2 separate regions of the Homo sapiens genome follow, and region 1 is linked to region 2. Evidence: chromatin loops called from intact Hi-C (ENCODE). Cell type or tissue: prostate gland. All regions are shown on one strand. Each heading gives the region's core, and the rest is flanking DNA. Links, peaks and the distances in the headings are about the cores only.

Region 1 (12,292 bases), core at 3,285-5,784, 91 kb after region 2:
TTTGCTGTTTGCCTAAAATATAGCAATATACCACTTTAAATGTAGTGATTTCATTTACCAGGGGAAGGAAAAAAACTGTATAACCTAGAGGCAATATGTAGAATAAAAAAAAATGATAGAATAATTGGAGCCACAGGAAGCGGAACATTTCTTACATGACACGGAAGATTATAAAGTGTTATCGTTTAGTAGTTTCTTATATAAATACTCAAGGAAAAATAATTGAATAACTAGTAGCCTTAATTTAGGGGTGGACCCATAATTACTACTTATAACAACCTCTGCCAAATTATTTAAATATTTACCTAAAAGGTAAAATATCCAGTCTGTAAGGTTTGCTGGCCTATTGTTCTTTTCATTTCAGAGACATCCACATTATTAAACATCAGCTGGACAACAGCACATGAGTACAAGAGTTGTCAGAAAATCATCTGAGGCCAGTGTAAGAAGGAATAGGTTTGAGGATTTTTTCCCAATCGGCAAGTGAGGTCCAGGTCTGGAAGTCTTAGTTTCCTTGGCCCTCATAACTTCCCTGGATTCTGTGCTGAGTCTTCCTTCTTGACCTTTGCCATCCCACTCCCCTTTCCATCTTCTTTTTTTATTTTCAAGACAGGATCTCTCTATCATCCAGGCTGGAGTGCACTGGCATGATCATAGCTTGAACTCCTAGGCTCAACCAAGATCCTCCCACTTCAACCTCCCAAGTAGCTGGGATTACAGGCATGAACCATCATGCCTGTCCATCTTAATAGATGGGCTTGCACAAGAAACAAAGTCTGGGTATACTAACAACTTATGAGGTTTAGCTGCCTTTACTTGCCCAAGAGGTTTTCATTTTGGAGATTTAGCTTTGCCAAACCCTATACTTCCTCTCAAATTGCTGGATTGGAGATAGGTTGAGAGAGTGGATGTTTACATGTCTCTGTTCTCAGGTAAGTCTACACTTACAAGAAACTGGGCAAATGACTGATTCCCAGAATCTCTCTTCTTGCACAGGGAAGGGCTTCCTCAACCAAATCTAGGGAAGCTTCTTGTCAAATTGGTTGTCTCTAAATTCCACAGAGGACTATATAGAAAATAGAGTCTTTGGGATATGATGAAGACCTCTCAGTAGAATTTTGTCTGCCTCATAAATATCTTTCCCTCACTTACTAAAGCTCCAGAGGACAAAGATTATGCCATTTTCATCATTTATTATTCACTCCATCAACAATTTATTTACTCTGAGCCAGACCCTGGACTAGACATTGAGAACAGAAAACTAAAACATAGTACCTGCCCTTGAAAGGTTCACAGTCTGGCAGAAAGAAAAACAACTTATGATGTCAATTATATGTACTATAGCAGTGATTTTTACAAAATGTTGTAGGAGCCCAGAAAAAGGGTCAATTGAGTTTGCTGAAGAAATAATTCAGAGAAGCTTCCACTGTGGGGGTAACATGTTACCTGACCCTTGAAGGATAGGCCAGGTGGGAAGGAGAAGAAAAAAAAAAAAAAAGAAGAAGAAGAAAACACGTAGGTGTGGAAGCATAAATGGTGAGGTAGAGGAGTGACGGGAGAAGAGTGGTCTCACAGTTGTTCTTTAGGAAGGTGAAAAGGTAGGAGTGAAGTGGTTACCTTAAGAAAGAAGACAGTGATATTAGATATGGTCAACTGGCACACAGCAAAAGATGGAAAGCTAGTCTTCATTTCCCAGACTCCCTCAACTAGAGTTCCAGTTCTAATTAGATGCACTGGTAGAATATCAGAAGGACAAATGTGACAAGGAGGCCATCTTCCTGCTGCTGCTGCCCAGCAAGGTCATGGAGATGGTTTTTCTACAGCATCACTCTAGCATGCAGTCTTGATCTTTGTGAGAGTAGGAGGCAACAGCAGCAGTGCTGGCAAGAACTTTCTGATCCTGGCTTCCTGGCAATTGGATCACAGCTCTCCTAGTAGTCTACTGAACACAGTGTTGTCACAGTGGCCTCCTGGCTCCCCAAAGGTAGAGGTTCCCCCGGCTGGTTAGTCCTGTAGGGTCTGGCAGTTATTCAGGCAGGACCAACATGGCACATGGTCCTTCACACTTTCAATGATTTTGGAAGCATTTAATTCTCCTAATTAAGTATCTTTCTAACTAAAAAACTACATTAATTTCCCTTTTGCATTGAACCTTGACGAAGCAAATGTAAGGGGAAACCATGAGAACTCCATATGTGAATGAGAATGATACTGCTACCTTTTCTGTTCAAAATGGCAAAATAATTACCATTTTAATTAAGAAGATGAAGTGATTATTTTTATATATTCTTAGTCTAGTATTAGCAAGTTAAAATTTGTTACACTTTTTCAAAACAGTATTTGTGTTTGTTTTTCTATATACTTACTGTCTTATTTATGCCATTTTTTTTTCTTAAGAGACGAAGTTTTGCTTTGTCCCCCAGGCTGGAGTGCAGCGACACAAACACAGCTCACTGCAGCCTCGAACTCCTGGGGTCAAACAATCCTCCCACCTCAGCCTCCCTGTAGCTGGGACTACAGGCACATGCCACCATGCCTGGCTAAATTTATGCCATTTCTTGAGTAGAAGTATCAACTTATTTTAAAATATTAATTTGCCTCTTAAATAATATTAGATTCATTGCATTTTATATTAGAGCTATTTTATATTAAATTTATTTTTTCTTTGTGATAACATTAAATCACTAACATTATTAACTACATATTCTAAACTGCTTTTATACAAACGACATCAAAAAAAGGTCTGTTATTTGCTCTAGTTCCCTAGAATTTTCTCTTTGATTTTGTCACATATATATGTTTAACATATAAAATGGACCCAGAGAAAGTATTATTTAGAACAAAAAACTAAACCTATCAGCTCCCAGTTTGCATAAGTCTGATCAATAGGAATACATTTCTATATTATTCCCTTCCACTTGCTGAGATGGAAGTTCCCAGGAAACTGAATTTTTTCAAGTTCCTACCTATTCATCAGTCCTCCAGAGAGAGAGATCTAGATTGGAGAATGCTTTGTTTAGCACAACATGGTAATGAATTTCTTAATTTACAAAAACATGTCCAAAGGAATCCAATAGAGAGTAAAGAGCCCAATTTGTCTACTGTATAAAGCAAGGAAAATTCTGAATTTCAGAGACAACCCTAGGGAGAAGTGACAGAGCCCAGGGGCAAAGAGAAGAGATTCAGAAGGGTGGGAAGTATTCTAGAGTGAGTGAAGAAAAGTAGGCAGGTAGTCAGGAGCAGTGGGAAAGGACATGAGGAGGGCCTACAGGGATGGCCAGGGAACTCCTAGATATCAATACCTAATACTCCTTATTTAAGTTGTGGGCTCTATGTTATGGATTAAAGCATATAAAGAGATAGGAAAGCCATTAGCATTCTAACATTGGAAGGAAGAGTGGAAGAGGAGAACCCAGCAAGAAAGATTGAGAAGAAAGGATTAGAGAGGTGGGATGAAAAGCAGAAGTCTGTGAGACATCCTGGAGGGTGGTGGGAGGCAAGTGATCCCTCAGGTTCTTGGACTTAAATACCATCTATGCACTGATAACTCTGTAGGGGAAGAAAAACATTTCCCTATCCTGTTAGGTTCTGTACCTGAGGCCTATGCATTAAACTGACAAAAGACAGATTAACAGAAGAAAAGTGTACCAATTTTATTTGATGTTAATATTTTTACCATTCATGAGGGCTTCATGGAAAAGAAGTGAAAAATCAAAGAAGTGGTTAGACTTCGGGGCTTATATGCCATCTTAACAAAGGGTGATAAATTGAAGAGAAGTAACTAGATAAAGAAAAGGGGGTTTGGGTTTATACAGGTGGTAAACTGTGAGAAGGTAAAAATATAGGGGAAACTAATGGTAGATAAGGATTATAGTAAGGTTTCTTTGTGCAGACTCATCTTGGTGCTGTCTCCACTTCTGGTGGTAAGGGTTGTTTTCCTTGTCTCGGTATGGGAGAAGAATGGGGACACCTTTGTGAGAATTTATGCTCTTTTAGGCAGATAAGGACAGAGAGCTCTTGCTGTGTCTGATTTTCTCATTTGCCTTCAGGTCAAAATTATCCTTATGCCAAAGTGGCATATTTGGGGGGGCAACATATTCTGATTCCATTCAACTCCCAAATTTATACCTCCAGCCAAGACTTCTCCCTGAAATCTGCTTCTCATATAGGTGGCTGTGCAATCCATATTTCCTCTTGGATGTCCATTAGGCTTCTTCACATTAACACACCAAAAACTAAATTTCTATATTTTCATGCCAAACTTCTTTCACTCTTATATTTCTCATTTTAGTAAGTTACAATTCCATTCTTCTGGTTGGTCAAACCAAAAATCTTGAAGTTATCCTTGATTCCTCTCTTTCCCTCATATTCAGAATCTCATTGACTCTACCTTCAAAATATAACCAGAATCCAAGATGTCCCACTGCCTCTGTAGCAAACACCCAAGTCTAAGCCACCATCATCTCTCACCTGTTTGCTGCAATAACCTATGTCCCCACTTCTATCCCTGTATCTCCTCTCACAGTCTATTCACAACACAGCAATCACGGTCCTTTCTAAACAGAAGCCATTTTATGTCATTCTTCTAACCCTAATCCATCGTGGCACACCCTCTGAAGCCCTCATTTTACTCAGAGTGAAAGCCAAAGTCATTAAATGGCCTACACAATCTAGCCCCATTTCCCTCTGATCTTATCACCTACTCCTCTTCCTCTATTGAATCTGCTTTAGCCACTGACCTCCATACTATTACTCAAACACACCTGCACTCTCCCACCTCTGAACTTTTGTAAATGCTGTTCACTCTACCTTAAGTATGGTTTCCTAGGACACCCACTGGCCTTGCTCCTTCTTCTTCTTCATGCCGTTTTTGGTCAAAGTGGATCTCCTCAAAGAGGACTGCCCTGACCATTTAAGTTCCAATTACATCCTCCTTCCCACTGCAAGCAGTCCCTTTACCCTGCTTTGTTTCTATTGTAAGGCTTTTAACATACAGTGGGCCCTCCCTATCCAAGGGTCCACATCTGCTGATTCAACCAATTGAAAATACTTGGGAAAGAAAATTAACAGAAAATAACAATACCACAATAAAAATAATACAAATTTTAAAGTTACATAGTATAAAAACTATTTACATAGCATTTACATTGTACTAGGTACTATAAGTAATCTAGAGATGATATAAAGTATATGGGAGAATGTGCATAGGTTATATGCAAATACTGTATCACTTTTTATGAGGAACTTAAGCATCTGCAGATTTAAGCATCTAAAATCTAGAACTAATCCTGATTTACTCACTGTCATTCACTGTTACAGATTTTTGACAGGGGTCCTGCAATTAATCCCCAGCCAATACTGATGGACGACTGTACCATATAATTTGCCTTCTTGTGTTTTACAGTCTGTTCTCTTCTTCCCAAAATATAAGCTCCACAAGAGCAGGATGTTTGCCTCTTGAACACTAGTATATCCTCAGTGTCTAGAACAAGGACTGGCACATAATAAGCCCTCAATAAACATTTGTTTAATGAATGAATAAATATAACTCATTTCCTCAAAAATCTCCAGTAAAGTCTCTTGTAACTAATAGTTTTGCTTTGGCAAAAGAAAGAACAGGGGCCAGGTGCAGTGGCTCATGCCTGTAGTCACAGCACTTTGAGAAGCTAAGGCAGGCAGACTGCTTGAGCCCAGGAGTTAGAAACCAGCCTGGGCAACATGGAGAAACCTGTCTTTACAAAAAATTAAAAAATTTAGTTGGGTGTGGTGGCACGACCTGTGGTCCCAGCTATTCAGGAGGCTGAGGTGGGAGAATCCCTTGAGCCCAGGAGGCGGAGGTTGCAGTGAGCCGAGATCGCACCACTGCACTCCTACCTAGGCGACAGAGCAAGACCCTGTCTTCAACAACAACAACAATAACAAAAAATACTCCTCGTTTGGGAGAGAAATAACTGTCAAATAATAAGAGTAAAATTGGAAATTCAAAAGTAAGTTGGAACTAGAAGTGGCTAGGGGAAACTCCTTACTGCCACCATCAATAATATAGATGGTGTGCTGGGAAAAGGATTTGAGCTATTTTTATATAAATATTTTTATATAAATATTAAATGGAAAGGAGACCCAGAAATTTGACCCATAAATCTGAGGTTATATGTGTGAACATTAGCCATCATTCATGCTGCTACACACAACAGGGAGTCATGGAAGGAAGAAGGTCTGGAGTGTAAAGAGCATAGAAGTGAGGAGAACAATTAAAAGGCCATTGCAATACTAGTTCACGTAGGTGATGATAAGGACTTGAACAAGGCAATGGTAATGGGAATGATAAGGGAGGGAAGAATTCCAAATATCTCAGCTGTAGAATCAACAGGATTGGTGACTGACTGGCAGAAAGGCATGGTTGGGATGCATCCAAGGTTTCTAGCATGAGTAATTGAGTGAACAACGATGTAGTTATTAGATTTTTACAGTAAAAGGGGCAGGTTTTGCTGGGGAAATGGTGATTTTTAGTTGGACATCCAGTGGAAACATCCAGAAGAAATCTGGAATTAAACATGAATGCAGTATTTTGGAATTAATCTGTAAACAGAATGCACAAATAGAAGAGACAAGAGGAAGGTGAACATATAAAAACGGTGGCCAGGAACATGTGAGAATTGGGTAAAAGGAGAGAAGTCAACGAGAAATCAGAAAGAAGTTGATATACATGCCAAAGAAGGAAAAGAAGTCAAGAAGAACAGTCAATATTGTCAAATACTGAGTAAGATGCCAGCTGAGAGAAGGTATTGGGTTTGACAAAATAATTGTTACTGGATGGTGGAGGTAGAAACCAAATTGTTGTAATCTAAGGAGTGAATGACAGAACAAGAGGACACTAAATTAAAGCTCTGCTGATGAAGAAAATAGTAAGGCAGTAACTTGAGGATGAGTCATTGTCTATAAAGGATTTTTATTCCCCACCATAGTCCTAACCTAACATTTGACATCTATCTAGTAGGCACTCAATACCTACTGAATGCAATAATATTTTCATTTATAGACCAGGTCTCCTATAAAATAGTCCAGTGTTTATGTCCACATAAAACAGCACAAAACAGATTCATCATTCTGGGTGGGTAGAGGGATTGAAGGAAATAAAGACATTTCATATTCTATATTATGTTTTGGGTTAATTGGCAAGAATAATTACTTCTTTCTCACCCCATCCCTGACTATACACACACCCAAATTATAGATTATAGAGGAGAAAGGAATTAAATGACTCCTGAGACCAGAACTGCATAGTCCAAAAAAAAAAAAAAAATTCAGCAATCTTACTTTATTAAAAAATTAGGCATCAAGATGCTGCAATTTGCCTTACTTACATATTTAATTGCTCTTAGGTTAGATATATAATATGGGAAACCTGGAAAAAAATTTTAATGGTATAATAAACGCTTACAACCTAACATTAAGTGAAAAAAGCAGCTGCCTTATTGCATATGATCTCAATTTGGGAAACAGGAAAAAATATAAATACAAACACACATGCACACACACACACAAAGTCAGAATACTATAAGAAAATAAACTGAACGGTCACAGTGGCTCACGCCTGTAGTTCCAGTTACTCAGGAGACAGAGACAGGTGGATCGTTTTGAGCCCAGGAGTTCAAGACCCGCCCGGGCAACATAAGGAAACTCCATCTCCACACAAAAAAAGTAAAAATTAGCCAGGTGTGGTGGCTCATGCCTGTAGTTCCAGCTACTCAGGAGGCTGAGGAGGGAGATCAGTTGAGACGAGGAGTTCGGTGATGCAGTGAGCCGAGACTGCGCCACTGCACTCCAGCTTGGGCAATATAGAGCGAAACTCAGCATCAAAAAAAAAAGAACATCTTTCTATTCTGAATTTTCCCAATTTTCTACAATTAAAAACGCTTTAAAGATCTCTATAAAGTCAGTCAAGGGAATTTCTATCTAAGCACTTACCAGCAATTTGAGCTCCTTCTCTTTTGGTCTAGGTGGCTCTAAAATAACAATAAAGGCTACAGTGATTGAAATTCACCAGACTTGAAATAGACTGCAGCCTTCTTCCTTCCCACCTTCTTAGAATCTTTGTCCTATTCATCTTCCTTACGCTTCCCCGGGTTCTCTTACTTCTGGATTCTAACAGTGAGTTGTGAGAAGCAACGCGGAAAACGGAATGGAGACTCCAGCTTGTTTTAAACGAGCTGTATTACCCCGCACAGTGCAGGAGAAAAGATAATTGGCTCAGGTCTCGGCTCTGCCATCTACCACCTGTGGAGCCTTAGATAAGTCAGTTCTTATCTCTGTCACTCAACGGTCTCGGTCTTGTCATCTTTTACATGGAATGTCATGAAATATACAGTACATTGCAGGAACTGCCTCAGGTAAAGACTTCTAGGGTTCAGTAGGTCTCAGTCGATCCCTCTGAGAAAGGCCGCACCCTAAATGCACAGACTCTGACTCTAAGGGGATGGGGTCGGGGAATCTGCATTTTAGTAGCTTCTCAGGTGATTCAGATGCTCAGTCAGGATTGAGAAACCAGGACTCTTCCCAGCCCTCCTGTTCTCTGATCCACTTCTCTGCTTCCTCCACGTCCTAACGATTCTCCAGTTCCCGCACAGCAGGAGCGGAGGGAAGAGGGGAGAGAAGGCACCGCTAAGGACCGCTGGCCCCGCCAGGCGGCCGACCTCCCCATTCCAGGGGCGCCAGCCGGCGGATTACATAACGGGCCTCGGGGCGCGTTCTCGCGAGGTTTCCACCGCCCCCTCCTCGCTCCACGTCAGAGGGAACCGGGCGGAGCGGCCAACATGGCGGAACGCAGGAGACACAAGAAGCGGATCCAGGTAGCAAAGCCGAGCTCTGGGCAGGGGGCTTCGGCGCGCTGGATAGTGGAAGGGGCGGGGAAAGCCCCCTAAAAGGGCGAGCGAAAGCAAGGGCGAGGTGGGGTGGGGTGGGGTGGGGTTCCGCCGCGAGGCAGCTGGCTGCAGGCTGCGCGTTGTGAGGGGCCTGAGGGGGGGCGGTGTTGGCGACGGCGGAGACAGAGACGGAGGTGGTGGTGGAGCAGCAGGGGAAGGAAGGAGGCGCCGCGCTCAGAATCCGGCTGCGGAGGCGCGGCTGTGGGCCTGGAGTTCCTGTGGTCGCGCTGTCCCGGGCCTGAGCTGGAAGGTCAGCCTCCCCTGGGGCGCAGACGCTGACCCTTCCCGGGGCTCCTCCCCTCCCTTCACCCCATCCTCTGGCCTTAGCTGGCCTGAAATTAAGGCCACGGTAATAGGGGTAGCAGGAGGCGGCGGACTGACCTAAAGCAGCTGGTTCTTTGTGCGCATAGACCGTAAGGGGGAATGATCTGGACTTGGTCAGCTGCCTCGGGGCCTAGGCAGGGATCTGCTCATCCAGATGTTCAGTTGCGTTGCCCTTCTTTCCCTTCAATATTATTAACTTAATAGTCCACTTGAAGCTTGCCGGCTTTTTTCCGGGCGACGTGGTGTAAACAACCACAACCTCGTTGGTGCTGCAACGAGCTGGTGGAGCCCAGAAACCTTTCACATGCCAGTGTGTCATCCTCGTAGTAACGTACATAACATCTCCCCCTAATTCCACATGCGTGTCATTTGTGCATTTCTTCCTTGCGATTTTCCCTGGTTCTTGTTCTTTGCCAAGAGGATTAATTATGTAGAACATCTTGGACTCAGGATATTTATTAGTCGTCTCATCAGCTGATGTGCTGAGAAACCTTCATAAGCCCTCAAATTGATCACATGTAGTAAATTGTTACTATAATCATAAATTGTTACATTCATCATTGCCTTTCTGTTCCTTACTATTTCATTGCTTAGAATGATTTTTTCTTTCTTCCATTTTATCCCTTCTTTTTTTTTTTAAGTTTATCGATTTATTGGCGTACAATACAGATGTTTTGAGCTATGCAAGTTAAAATTCTTCTGTAAACTTTTTAAGTGCTGTGAAAAAGACACACATGATCAGTAAATTTGGAATTTTGGAATTTGGCAGAAATAAAGTAGTTCCGAACAGGGTGCAGAAGGGAATTAGAAAGAGGCAGATTTCGAGTTCAGACAGATAAGACTAGGTCTTAAGATCAGTAGAAGTTTCTAATTATACTGTTCTTAATCTTTCAAGAGTTAGTGTTATTCCTCTGACGTGGGTATACAGTATTTTATTAGATTGTATATTGAAATTGTCTGTCAGATTTGTACTTACAGAACTCCTTAGATTTACACTTGACAGTACAATTTTATGCCCTTCAATACACATTGTTTTACAATTCCAGTTGCTCTTTAATATTGTTGTAAGGGCTATATAATTCACCTTTTGAATAGCTGCTCTTATTTAGTTGTGATCTTATATTAAACAGAGGCTGTGGAGTAATGTGACAGTGGCAGAGAGCTAAAACTTGAGCCAAACTGCCTGTTTGTACCCCACCTCCACCAATTATTGGCTGAGTAACTTTGAGCAAGTTAATTTTTACCTCCCTGTCTGCATCGGTAAGAAAACATATTTACCTCAAAAAAAAAAAAAGCAAGAAAAAAGAAAAACTTTAAGATTGCTGTGAAAATAATAGGTGAGTCAACTTATTTATTAAAAGTTATTAAAAGTGTTTGGCACGCAGCCCCTCCCTTCTATTCTACTCCTTACCCAGGATGAAGGATTTAGATTGGATTGTTATTTTATTTTTTGTTAACTACTCTTTGATATGCTGAAGAAAGATTAACAACCCTCTATTCAGTAAACTATTAGGTTGGGAGTTATGTAGAGTATAGCTGTTTACTTTCTATTATTTGAGGATTGATTATTAAAATCTACTGGGCATACTGCAAAATTAAGTGACATTTATTTTTCTGTCCTTGAAATTTTCTACATGGCTGTATAAAATGTTTGTGAGAGATCTTAGAGTACTACTTTCATGCAGCCTAACACACTTATGAAAATATACTAGCCTAGAAAGTACCTCAGTTTTATCATTCCAGATAATCAGAAACTATAATACATCACTTGTGATAAAAAGATCAAATGTAATGAAAAGTTCAGAGTTTAACTTACAAAAAAGATCCTGTTGTAGAATTTTTAGGCAAAAGGTCTGTAATACCAACTGAGTTTCTGTCATTTGTTGCTTGATGTTTTATGTTTAGAAAGATGGTTAATAGATTCAGTGATCTTTAATTATACTTTGCACATTGGGGAGAAATGTTTGATACAAACAAATAAGTTCAGGGTTAAAAAAAAAAGTAGCTAATTTGCTTTTTCTTTGTAATTCAGTATAATTTCAGATTCTCGTGTCCCATCGAAGTTTCTAGCAAGAGGACTGTTGTCACATTTCCTTCTTGGACTCATTACTGGTCACTGAAAACCAGAAGTGAGCTACATGTACTCATACAGTAACTACATATAGATTAACAATGTGCTGCTGCATAGTAGAAGTTGATTTACAATCCTGGTATCAAGAAATTTTAGAGTTTAAAAGGATCTAGTAGGGTTTGTTTGGAAGCCTTTTTCATAAATTCAGTCTTAACATGAAAGCAGAGTGGTGATCCTACAGCTGACTGATCTCACCCAACACCCTCGTTTTTCAGATAAACTGAGGTCCAGTGAGGTTTTGTGACTTAATCCAGGATCGTCAATCAAGATAGTAAAACCAGATTTAGACCAGGTCTTCTGATTCCCAACTGAATACTCTTTCTGTCTCACAATAGATAAAAAATAAGTTGCTTTGAAATACTTTAATCCTGACTTCTTTATTATTGAATTATGCAACGTAAAGACTTAACATGACTTGTCCTTGCTAAAGAGAATCATCCCATTCAGTATTCTGCTTAATGTCCAGTTGAGTTTTGAGACATTTAAATGGCTAATTCTTAGAACTTTTATAACCCTCCATTAGTTATTTTTGTTGCACCCATCTGTCTTCCTGGCAAGCAATAAAACCTTGACATATCATGGGCTTATGTGCTTAATTTCAGGACAGGGAAGAAAAGAGAAAATTTGGGACTATATAGCCAGACTATACAGGTCTAATTTCTGACTCTGAATATTCTGAAGAGAAAGAACTCAGGAAGCCAGTCCTAAATCAGAAAACTACCCCTCAAAGGCTTAATGGAGGGTTTTGCAGTTTAGCAAACCCATTGCTAAGGAAAGAATACAATAGAAGGGAGTTGGAGCTATTACAGAAGGGCACTGCTGTTGTCTAGATACTCTTGTATAGTGTTATTTGTGTAGCACATATTGTTACTAATGATTAAGGTCCCCTCCAGCTTTCAGATCTTATTGTTAAACT
Region 2 (11,264 bases), core at 1-2,500:
ATTTGCAAAGCTGTCCCCAGAGGAGTTTGCCTTCAGCGACCTCTGCCTTCTGGTGACCCCCACCTCCTTCCTTTGCACATAAGCTCCTTTTTCTCTTTGCATATTCATATTTTCTCTACCCCCAACCCTGCACCACCACCCCACTGAAACATGTTGGCAGTAAAGAATTCATTCATTCCATAAATAGTTTTAAAGAATCTACTGTGGGCCAGTTAATGTTCTAAATGCAAAAGATTCAATGACGAACAAGAGACAGTTCTTGTCTTTGATGGGATCTTAACCTGGTGGGAAGATGGACCTGTATGCCATTGATTGAGTGGGACAAGAGCCAAGAGATGGGAGGTGGTCAGGGAACCCACAGTAAACTAAGCATGCCTTGGAGAACAGACTTGGAACAGTGAGTGACATTGCCTGGGTTTTGAAGGACTGCGAGTTAGCTTTTTAAGAGAGGGAAGAGTATCCCAGGCAGAAGAAAGGGTAAGCTCAAGAGCTCCCAGGCAGGAACGGCTGGAAGAGCCTAGCATTGGAGGTGGGGATGTGGGTCAGGGGGTGTGGAGGTTAGGGGTGAGGTCTGGTATGAATTGAAGCTAAAAAGGATTCGTAAAGGTCAATCTATTATCTCTCCTGAAATTTGCTTATATTTTATGGGAGGGCTAAGGACTTAAACTAAAGGGATACACAGAAGTGTTTTGTTTTGTTTTGACATAGAGATGGATTTTCACCATGTTGGCCAGGCTCGTCTTGAATTTCTGGCCTCAAGTGATCCGCCCACCTCGACCTCCCAAAGTGCTGGGCTTAAAGGTGTGAACCATCATGCCCAGCAGAAGTATTCTTGAAATTACAGTTTTCATAGTCTCCTCTCTAATAAAATAGCTCTTTCTGTAACATTATGTTCCAGAATGGTCCAAGAAACATTTTACACAGGGAATCCTAAAAATGGACCTTGCAGAGCCCACCTCCACTCGTGAGGGCTGGAATGTTCCATGCACTTGGAGCACTGCTTTGGAAGTCACAATTGGACATTCCATTTTTCTTTTAAAATCTTCCTTTCATATTAGAGCAGGGCCCAGCCCTGGTTTACCCAGCAACAGACAGCAGTGGAACTAAACAATTACTCCATGCACAGCAGCACAGCTGACTAGAGTCTCAGGGGGTTAGGTGGAAAAGAAGAAGGAAAGGGGCGCTAACTCATAAATCTAAACATGACCTGCAGCCCTGGCTGCCTCACCCTGATTCCACCATCACCCCAGGCCTTTCTCAATTTGCTACTCTTCTGGCCCCCCACCCAGGACACCTCCATGGTCATTTTCAGCCAATTTCACCATTTGGAGATTTAGACAGGGCTATTCTCTGGGGAGCTAGCTCAGTAAATGGTTTCACTTTTTTATCCTCCCCCCAAATGCACTGACTCCAACTCCCCAAGTCCTAAGAAAACAGTGCTGGAGGGTGCTCCAGGATGTGGTAATTTACCCAGGTGAAACCACACCCAGCTTCTGAGGCCCAGCCAGTTCTCTGTGAAGATCAGTACACTAAGGAACAGGGGAGCCAGGAAGCCAAGAAACACAAGAACCAAGGAACAGAAGAGGATGTGAAGGAGAGGAAAGGAACAGGAGAATAGAAAGCAACCAGGAGGCTAATAAGGCAACAAGAAAGGACCATGCCAGAGGAAGGAAGGCTTTTGAATGAAAAGGGGGAAGCATTTGCACATTTCTTCATGTATAGTAGTTAAGTGCTAGGTTACCATACTCATATTTAAAAATAATAATAATTTTTTCTTGAAAATATGTCTGGGAAATTCCTCTTTATATAAAAACTTTAATAAGCCCTCAGGCTTCCCAAACCAAGTCCATCTTTAAAATCTTAGCTTCAGTAAACCTTCCGCTTCCTCCTTATCCCTGAACTGGACTTTATAAAGGAAATCCCTGGAAAAGGAATTTGGGAAAATTTGCAGATCACAGCACAACCACCACAATACAGCAGCTAAAAACTGGGGGTTTGTCCCTTCTACCAGGGTCAAAAGCATTCACTTAAGAGCCCTTAGGAATAAGAAATGGCTGATATTTCAATTCAACTCATCAATATTAATTGAGCAGATACTTTCCATATTTACTATATTCTTAATAGTTAAGGTTTTGCCATGAAGCCTCAAGAGTAATAATACATATTTGACACGTCATTTCTCTTGCATGTAAGCTCTTTTTATTTATTACTTTTGCAAAAGTAAGGAATACCTTTCCTTTCTTGTCAATCCTTAGGTTTGGGTTTAATATAATTTAAAATTTTTGAGGAATGTCTTTAAAGGTCTTTCTTTCTTTATTCTTTTTTTTTTTTTTTTTTGGAGATGGAGTCTCACTGTTGCCCAGGCTGAAATTCAGTGCCGCAATCTTGGCTCACTGCAACCTCTGCCTCCTGGGTTCAAGTGATTCTCCTGCCTCAACCTCCCAAATAGCTGGGATTACAAGCATCCGCCACCACACGTGGCTAATTTTTGTATGTTTAGTAGAGACGGGGTTTCACCATGTTGACTAGGCTGGTCTCAAACTCCTGACCTCAGGTGGTGCGCCCACCTCGGCCTCCCATAGTGCTGAGATTACAGGCGTGAGCCACCGCACCTAGCCAGTCTTTCATTTTTTGATGTAATGTTTCAGAGTGAATCATATTTTCAATGTTGTTTGTCAAAGGGAGATGCATTTTTCTTTCTCCACAGTCTTATTTCATTAAAAAAAGAAAGGAAATTCTGTTGCCTGTTACAACATGAATGAATCTTGAGGACATTAGGCCAAGTGAAATAAGCCAGTCACAATAAGATAAATACTGTATGACACCTCTTCTATGCAGTATCTAAAGTAGCCAAATTCATGGAAACAGTAAAAATTGTGTTTGCCAGGGGCTAGGGGGAGGGGAAGTAGGGAGTCGTCTGATGGGTATAAAGTTCCAGTTTTGCAAGATGAAAAAGTTCGTCTTTGTACAACTTTGTGAATCTGTTGTACAACAATGTGAATATATTTAACACTACTGAACTGTATACTTAAAAATGGTCAAGATGGTTAATTTTGTGTTCTGTAGTTTTTACCACAATTAAAACATTTTTAAGTGTATTTTTAAAAAGTGATTCAGGCTGGGTGCAGTGTCTCACACCTGTAATTCCAGCACTTTGGGGAGGCCAAGGCAGGCAGATTTCCTGAGCTCAGGAGTTCAAGACCACCCTGGGCAACATGATGAAACCCCATCTCTACTAAAATACAAAAAATTAGCCGGGTGTGGCAGTGTGCACCTGTAGTCCCAGCTATTCGTGAGACTGAGGCACGAGAATCGCTTGAGCCCAGGAGGCAGAGGTTGCAGTGAGCCAAGATTGCACCACTGCACTCCAGCTTGGGCTACAGAGTGAGACTCCATCTCAAAAAAAAATAGAAAGTGATTCAGAGGACTGAACTCCAAATGTAAAGTTTTAAGAATACAGTAATCAATTTCTACTTTTATTTTCCTTCTTATGTATCCACAAATGTGACATGATTTTAGAAAATCCATGCCTAACTACTAAATAGATTTTTAATAAGCATAAAATAAAAATCCTAGGTAATCGGAAAAAAAAAAGCTTCAGTCACTCAGTTCTAAGGCATTGTGGTGGCACGCAGTATCTTGAGTTCTATGTCTGATGAGCTTAGTTCAGCCTTATTCAGAACTCTTGTCTTAAAGAGGCATTATTGTAGATATATTTGTAGTACTTTAGTTCACTGTACTATTTTTAGTTAATTTAAGCAGAAAAGGAATTTATTAAAAGAATGATATGGAAGTTCTACTAAAACGATGGCAGAGGTAAATATGTGTTTACCTCCACTTCTCTTGAAACCCTATTTAATCAACAGATTTTTAAAAAAATCATAAATCTGTAAGGATAAGGAGAACTGGATAGATGTTAACACAACTTTGAAAACTAGAGAGCAAGAGGATGAGTTTAACTGACTTTAAAGTTAAGTGTCTGCATGGATTGGGAGAACAAATTTTTCAAACGTCAGAATCCCGAAAGTCTCAGTAATTGACAGCACAAGGTAACTCTGAAGGAAAGAGATGTGTGGGTAGAGCTGCACACAAGATGATTCGCGAAACATTTGTAAGAGGTTAAATTGTTAAATTCTATTTCTCACTTCGGGCAGCCAGGAGGCTACCCCTTCCCCATCTTGGCAGAAGAATGTTTATTTTCACGACACGTCGAAACATAGAAGATCCAGACTCAGACACTGGTCAAGTTTTGAATACCTTATCTGAAAGGAGCTTAAGTAAAGTCTATAACTGAGCTATGAAACCCGTCCCTATTCCCTCTTCTGTTCCTCCAAGAACACCCTGACAACCAAATGTAACTACCCACTTCGCCACATAACAGAGGTGGAGTGGATGACAACTATCTGAAGAAACTGGCCAGCCTAAGAGAAAAAACCTAGATATTGACTGTTGAAAGTCCTTCAGCTAAATGAATCTGTCCCTGCCCAAGCACGTTACAAAGAAACCCACTGACTGACAGGCCCTACTTTTGTACACAGACATTCCAGTATAATGCATAATCTACATATGCGTGGAGCACCAAGGATGTCAAGATATTTGAGGAAAGATTCTGACATAACACCAAGGTGCAGAAACAGTAAGAAAAATGAAACTTGGAAAATAAAGACAATGTGGGGAGAAGAAGGGACTTTTACAAATCACTATTATACTTAGAGTGTTAAGAGATGAGACGATGTATGGTTCATAAGTCAAGAGAAAATCCAGAGAACAGAAGAACTTCTAGATAGCAGTTTCTGGGCAAGATGAAAATGTTGATGGTGAAGTGGGGTTTTTTGTTTGTTTGTTTGTTTGTTTGTTTGTTTGTTTTTATGTATTTATTGAGATGGACTCTAGCTCTGTCGCCCAGGCTGGAGTGCAGTGGTGCGATCCTGGCTCACTGCAACCTCTGCCTCCTGGGTTCAAGCAATTCTCCTGCCTCAGCCTCCCAAGTAGCTGGGGTTACAGGTGCTCACCACCACACCCAGCTAATTTTTGTATTTTTAGTAGAGATGGGGTTTCACCACGTTGGCCAGGCTGGTCTTGAACTCCTGACCTCAAGTGATCCGCCCACCTTGGCCTCCCAAAGTGCTGGAATTACAGGCATGAGCCACCACACCCAGCTGTTGTTGCAGTTTGGAGTCTACCCAGTCCTCCAACAATAACCCCTCTGAGGCCCATGAAAGCCCTGGGCTCAGCCAGAGTTGAGCAGATGAGGGAACAACCAGCTGCAGAGAGGAGCCACCTTCTCTGCTGAGAACTTCAGAGATCTGCAGAGACCACCAAATGACCAAATGACCTGCCTGCAGGGAGGAACTACCCTCTCCAAGGGCCTCCTCTCTGCTGAGCACTGAACACTGAGGGTATGACCTGCCTGCCTACAGAGGGGAGCTACCCACTGTGGGTCTCCTCTGAGCTGTTCTAACACTAAATAAAGCTCCTCTTCATCTTCTTCACCATCCACTTGTCTGTGTACCTCATTCTTCCTGGACACAGGACAAGAACTCAGGCAAAGGTGCTACCAGCCACAGGGTTTTCAGGAAGAAAATAGACACCCAAAGATCCAGTAACAATATTATTCAGGCACAAAAATATAATGAAGTATTGATACATAACTGAATATGAATAAATCTTGAAAATATGCTAAGTGAAAGAAGTCAAACATAAAAGGCCACATATATTATTCCGTTTATATTAAATAGCCAGAATAAAACAAAGTAGATTAATAGTTGTACATTGGGTGAGGAGATAGGGATATTATAACTAAAGGATATAGAGTTTCATTTCCACATTTCTACAGAAATGTGGAATTGTCCTAAAATTGATTGTGGTGATGATTGCACAACTGTGAATATATTTAAAGTCATTGAATTGTACACATTAAATGAGTGAACTTACACATTTTTGGTATATTTTGTGGTTAAGCTGTGAACAACTTTTACATTGCCATAATAGTATAAACACTATATGTTAAAACTCAGGAATAACCATATTGGAATGCCGAGGAAAGGGGAAATTTGCAAACATGTAACAGAAATAAATCCTCATTTGTCCTACAAAGAGGACAATAGGTAATACCTAAAAATGAAATAACAGTATAAGCATGTTATTTGGAAATGCAGAGGTACACAGCACACAAAAGGTAAAAGGGATGCATTTCCTGAACAAAACTCTTACTTATTATATTTAGAGTTTTCTGAATCTGACAGAAACAATTTAAATTAATTTTTTTTCTTATTAAGTCTTTTGGGAAAGAGAGATGAGAAATCACAGTGACAATCTCAAAGAACTAAAAGCTGTTCTGGCTTTTTACAACCTTCTGGAGAAAAATGAAAATATAGAAAATATATACTAGTGATGTCATTTACAACTTAAGTAAAGGATAACAGGCATTTTGTGAACTAACAATTTCCTCAAAAAAAAAATCCTAAATTCAAGCAAATTATTTCAAGTCTAGAAATTATAAATTACATTGAAGTTGCTTAAATACATTAAAAGCATTTAGGCAAGCTGAAAGTTTTCTCTTAATATGAACTAGAGCAAGCAAACAGTTACCTAGCACTCCCAGAAAGTCACTTCAACTCAGGCCTTTCATAGCACATCATCTTTATGGATGTTTTGTCTTAGTTATTTCTTTTTAATCAAAGCTGGGCAAAAGGAGACAAATAATTTTAATCTCTATTTTCTCCTTGTTACCGCTGAGTGCAGACACCACGTTCTGCACCATTGACCCCATTGATGCGGCAGGCTAGGCTCTCTGCTAGAACCTTGGCCCCTACTGCCTTCGAAGCCTAATATAATTGCCACAGCCAAGGCCATGTCTTCAGAATGGATTCTGCATGATTCATGCTTCCTGGTGCCATAAGTGCAGCTTCTAAGCCTCCCCAGAGATTCTTTGAAATACCTGTGGAATTAAAAACAAAATACAGTCTGGGTGCAGTGGCTCACACCTGTAATCCCAGCACTTTGGGAGGCTGAGGCGAGTGGATCACTTGAGGTCAGGAGTTCGAAACCAGCCTGGCCAACATGGCAAAACCCTGTCTCTACTAAAAATACAAAAATTAGCTGGGCATGGTGGTACCCACCTGTAATCCAGCTACTCAGGAGGCTGAGGCAGGAGAATTGCTTAAACCGGGGAGGCATGAACCTGGGAAGCAGAGGTTACAGTGAGCCAAGATTGCGCCACTGCACTCCACCCTGGCGACAGAGCAAGACTCCGTCTCAAAAAAAAAAAAAAGAAAAAAAAGTTTTAAAATGCATTTTGAATTTAAGCTGCCTGGTTACATTATGACCTGGGGAAAGCCTGAGGTCAGAACTGACATGACCTGAGAAAGACAAAGGGAAGGGAAGGCCACTGTTGGGTGAAGTGCTGTGCTCTCAGCATTTCTCCCCTGCTGCTCTATGGCATCCTCCACCCAGCTGTTGATGGTAGGTGCCCTCGCTCCACTATCTGTGTTGTGCTCTTTTTCCTCCCTGATCTTCTCCCAGGCTCTCCCTGGAGAAGCCCAGGCTCAGGAGGGCCATCCAGCCTCCAAAACCCGAGTCCTACCACCCCCAAGCCAGCTCACCTCCCACATCCCCATAGACTTTGACTATGTAACTGGCTGTGTGGAGCTTTCTCACCTCTGAAATTCTTGTATTGCCTGACCTGTATTTAAAAATACATAGCCATGAATTTAAGTAATAAGTAATTTAAGGTATTAACATCTTGCTTCCTCAGCTGGGCAGTTAGTTCCTTAAGGACAACAGCCATGAGTTGTATTTCTTTGCACCTATTAATACCCGGTAACGGCATTATAGGTCACAGATGTTCATAAATGTGTGACTGATGCTGAGGCAGGCCCATTCTGCAAAGCTCCAAGAGCAACTGTATTTCAAGGCAAATGAGGGAGAGCAACAGCAAACCATCCATGGTTCACATGTAACAAAGGGACTAAATCTGCTTGTCCTGTGAAGGCAATGAATACTCAAAGAGCCTGCCCGGGTAAGCAGATTCTGTTATTGACCTAAAGTTCATTGTCACAGGGGCATTTCTGGTAAAGCCCTGAGCTTAGGGCTGCCAAGATAAGAATGCACATTTAGCCAGGCGTGGTGGCTCATGCCTGTAATCCCAGCACTTTGGGAGGCCCAGGTGGGCGGGAGTTCGAAACCAGCCTGACCAATATGGTGAAACCCCATCTTTACTAAAAATACAAAATTAGCTGGGTGTGGTGGCACATGCCTATAATCCCAGCTACTCGGGAAGCTGAAGCAGGAGAATCGCTTGAACCTGGGAGGCGGAGGTTGCGGTGAGCCGAGATCACACCATTGCACTCCAGCCTGGCAACAAGAGCAAAACTCTGTCTCAAAAAAAAAAAAAAAAGAAAAGAAAAGAAAAAAAGAAAGCACATTAGCCAGTAAAGAACATGACAATATGACAATAAGAGTGAAATGGGAAAAATATTCCTTAGAGCAAAGAATGCAGTGCACTTATTTTAGGAGGTAAAACTCAAGTCACCAGTTACAGAACAATCAACCCTTCGTCCTATCCCAACCTTAATGTTTAGGTCAGTTTCTTGGGTAGGAGGCTGCGATAAACATTACTATTACACACCAGTACCTGCCATTCTACTCCTCTCCCTGGATTACCTTTTTGAATTTAGGTGGCCTTGTGACTTGCTTTGGCCATCAAAATGTTCGTGTAATTGAGATGCGACACTCCCAGGCAGAAGCATTTAACAGCCAGTGCTCAATTTTTCCAGCCGTCTTCCCTTGCTGCAGCAATCATGGGAGCCAATGTCCAGTGAGAGATGCAGCAAAGTCGGAGCAGGGAGACGGAGTGCATTCACTCCAAGTATACTTACTGAGCACCAAGTATGTACTTACTGAGCACCAACCACGTACTTAGCACCAACCACGTACGAAGCATTGTTAGGCACTGGGAATCTCCTAGTGCGCAAGGCAAGGTCTCTGCCCTCATGGACGTTCCTGTCTGGCAGGGGAGACATCTATTTTTAACTTATTTTTAACTTAGATATAAGTCATTATTTAATTCTGGCCGTGACTCATGTTATGAAGAAAGTAGAACTTGTCCAGAGAGCATAGAATACAGGCATCCTGAGGTCTGAGATTCAATGGGAGGGTTGATTTAAGAACAAATAGGAGGGGCCAGTTAAAGAATATTCCAGGCTGAGGTTCTGTGTCAGGGAGGGGTACAGTGAATCTGAAAAATAAAAGGCCAGTGTGGCTGGACAAGAGAAAGTGGGGCAACAGTTCATGAGACTTGTGAAACATGTAGAAGCCAGATTGTGTGGGGCCTGTGGGCTCTGTTAAAGAGTTCAGTCTCTTATTCCAAAACTGACTCGGGTATTCTTGAAACAAACAATGAATGGTCACTTACCACCCTCCTGTCATATTTTCCTATATCCCAGTAGCCCTTGTGGAGTGGCACAGAGCTCTTCCCAGTTGGGAAAGAGTTAAGCAAGTTGAGAGGTTGAGCACATACCCCTGCCATGAGGTCACCAAGGGGTCTATCCTATTCCTCCTGTAGGAACCAGCACCTTCTACCATCCCAGTGATGCTGGCTACAGCAGGGAAGCATGGCTGGGACTGCACAATCCATGGAGCTGGTGGGAGCCCTGCCCTCCTGAGTGGGGCTACAGCCACCCAAACTGTGGTTGTATATCCGAGCCTCCCTGTGCTCTTGGAGGGGGCTAGGAGTAGGCAGGGTCTGCCTGCCTGGTTGCCACAGCAACTGCCAGACCTGCAGCTGCAGAGCTGGGCCTCCTGCTCCACAGAGCAGGCAGGAGCCAGGGACAAGCAGGAACCCCACCCCTTCTGAGTTGGCAGGAACAGCCACCCTCCCAGGCACAGGACCTGGGCATCTTTGCAGCCTGCAGGCTCAGAGGTGTCTGCTCCCACTGCCTGGTGCCTCTGGTCCCAGAACCTACTCTGATCTCAGAGTGGGGTTGGGGCCATAAATGGCAGTGGGAAGCAGATTGATTCCTGGGCAGAAGGGGGCAGGTCCCCAGTAAGTCCCCATGTTCAGGCCAGGGAGGGCCTGAAGGCTGGGGGCTTGGGCTGCCAGTCCTGTGGACTAGAGTGGAGACTCGGGATGCCTCTTCCAGACCCACCCATGGCTGCCCATGGACCAATCAGCATGCACTTCCTCCCCTCTGAGGTCTGTAAAAGTCCTAGGCTCAGCCAGCAGGGCAGAGGATGGCCAGAGGGTGAAGAAGGCAGAGAGACAGACGCAACAACCAGCTGCAGAGGAGTTACCCTCTCTGCTGAGAGCTGCAGAGATGTCCTGCCTGCCAAGAGGAGCCACCCTCTCCAGGGCCTCCTCTCTGCTGAGAGCCGAACATTCGACAGGATGACCTGCTTACAGAGAGGAGCTACCCACTGTGGGTCTCCAACACTAAATAAAACTCTTCATCTTCTTCACCCTTCACTTGTCTGCATACCTCATTCTTCCTGGATGCAGGACAAGCAGTCAGGCCAAGATGCCACCAGCCACAGAGGTTTCTGGCAAAAAAATCAATACTCCAAATATCCCATAACACCAGGGTATTGGCAGCATTCTTTGGCAGAGACGAGGAATCACTCTGGATAGCTTAATAAAAGAGAAATACTGCCTGTATTAAATAGCTATGGAATCATGGAGAAATGGATTCTAAGTTGTGTTTCCAGGAAGTACTCCCAAAGCTACCCCACATAACTGTGCTACCCAGAAAGCTGTGGCCCTCTCATAGTGAGGACACTGCCTGTTGAAACTAGAAGTAGTGTCACAGTTGCTGGCTCAAAATCACAGACATCAGGAAATTGGATGTCACGTGACCTGCCTGTCACCCTATGTACCTCAGTTGCAAATTCAAGGCTTGCACAAATGTGAAGGATCAGGAGAACCTCAATCACTTCCTGAACCTAGCTTCAAGGGAGGCTGGGAAAAGTCATTTTAACTTTGTAGTGTCTGCAGTAGGGAAAACCTGCTAGAAGAGGGTTGAAATTCAGTATATAATTTATTGTGTTCATCACACCACATATCAGAGGAATCAAGGTTGACAAGTGGGATCCCCACTTTGGAAAGTCTTCTGACTTTCACTTTAGCTCTTCAAAACCCTATGCTAACCTAGTGACACTCTCCTTATCTTCCTATTGTATTTTTCCCTATCAAAAATAAAACCACTGTGAAGCATGTATTTCTCCACCTCTTTTGCATTTGGTTAAAGCGTGTGCCTTTCTGACTTTCT

What was found. A loop is a pair of places that touch in the nucleus more often than their neighbours do. Peaks named below come from ENCODE experiments on the same cell type or tissue, not always from the same donor. Only the 100,000 strongest peaks of a DNase experiment are listed, where the experiment ranks them.
Region 1: a loop joins it to region 2, with 4 times the contacts of the local background. A loop is called at or near these places in 70 of 110 quality-filtered maps.

The regions. Positions count from the first base shown.
Region 1 is chr3:169,958,010-169,970,301 of GRCh38, forward strand. SEC62 (SEC62 preprotein translocation factor) reads left to right here and starts at 8,798. Exons shown (of 8, transcript NM_003262.4): 1 at 8,798-8,849. The coding sequence starts at 8,814. It also overlaps the pseudogene FHL1P1. RefSeq lists enhancers at 8,477-8,916, 10,473-11,005. In prostate gland, for the core only: no CTCF peak of the experiment used is centred there; no DNase peak of the experiment used is centred there.
Region 2 is chr3:169,870,206-169,881,469 of GRCh38, forward strand. No RefSeq gene overlaps it. Among named protein-coding and RNA genes, the nearest start is that of LRRC31, 5.9 kb to the left of the region's middle. In prostate gland, for the core only: no CTCF peak of the experiment used is centred there; a DNase peak (open chromatin) is centred at 1,496; H3K27ac peaks cover 2,208 bases.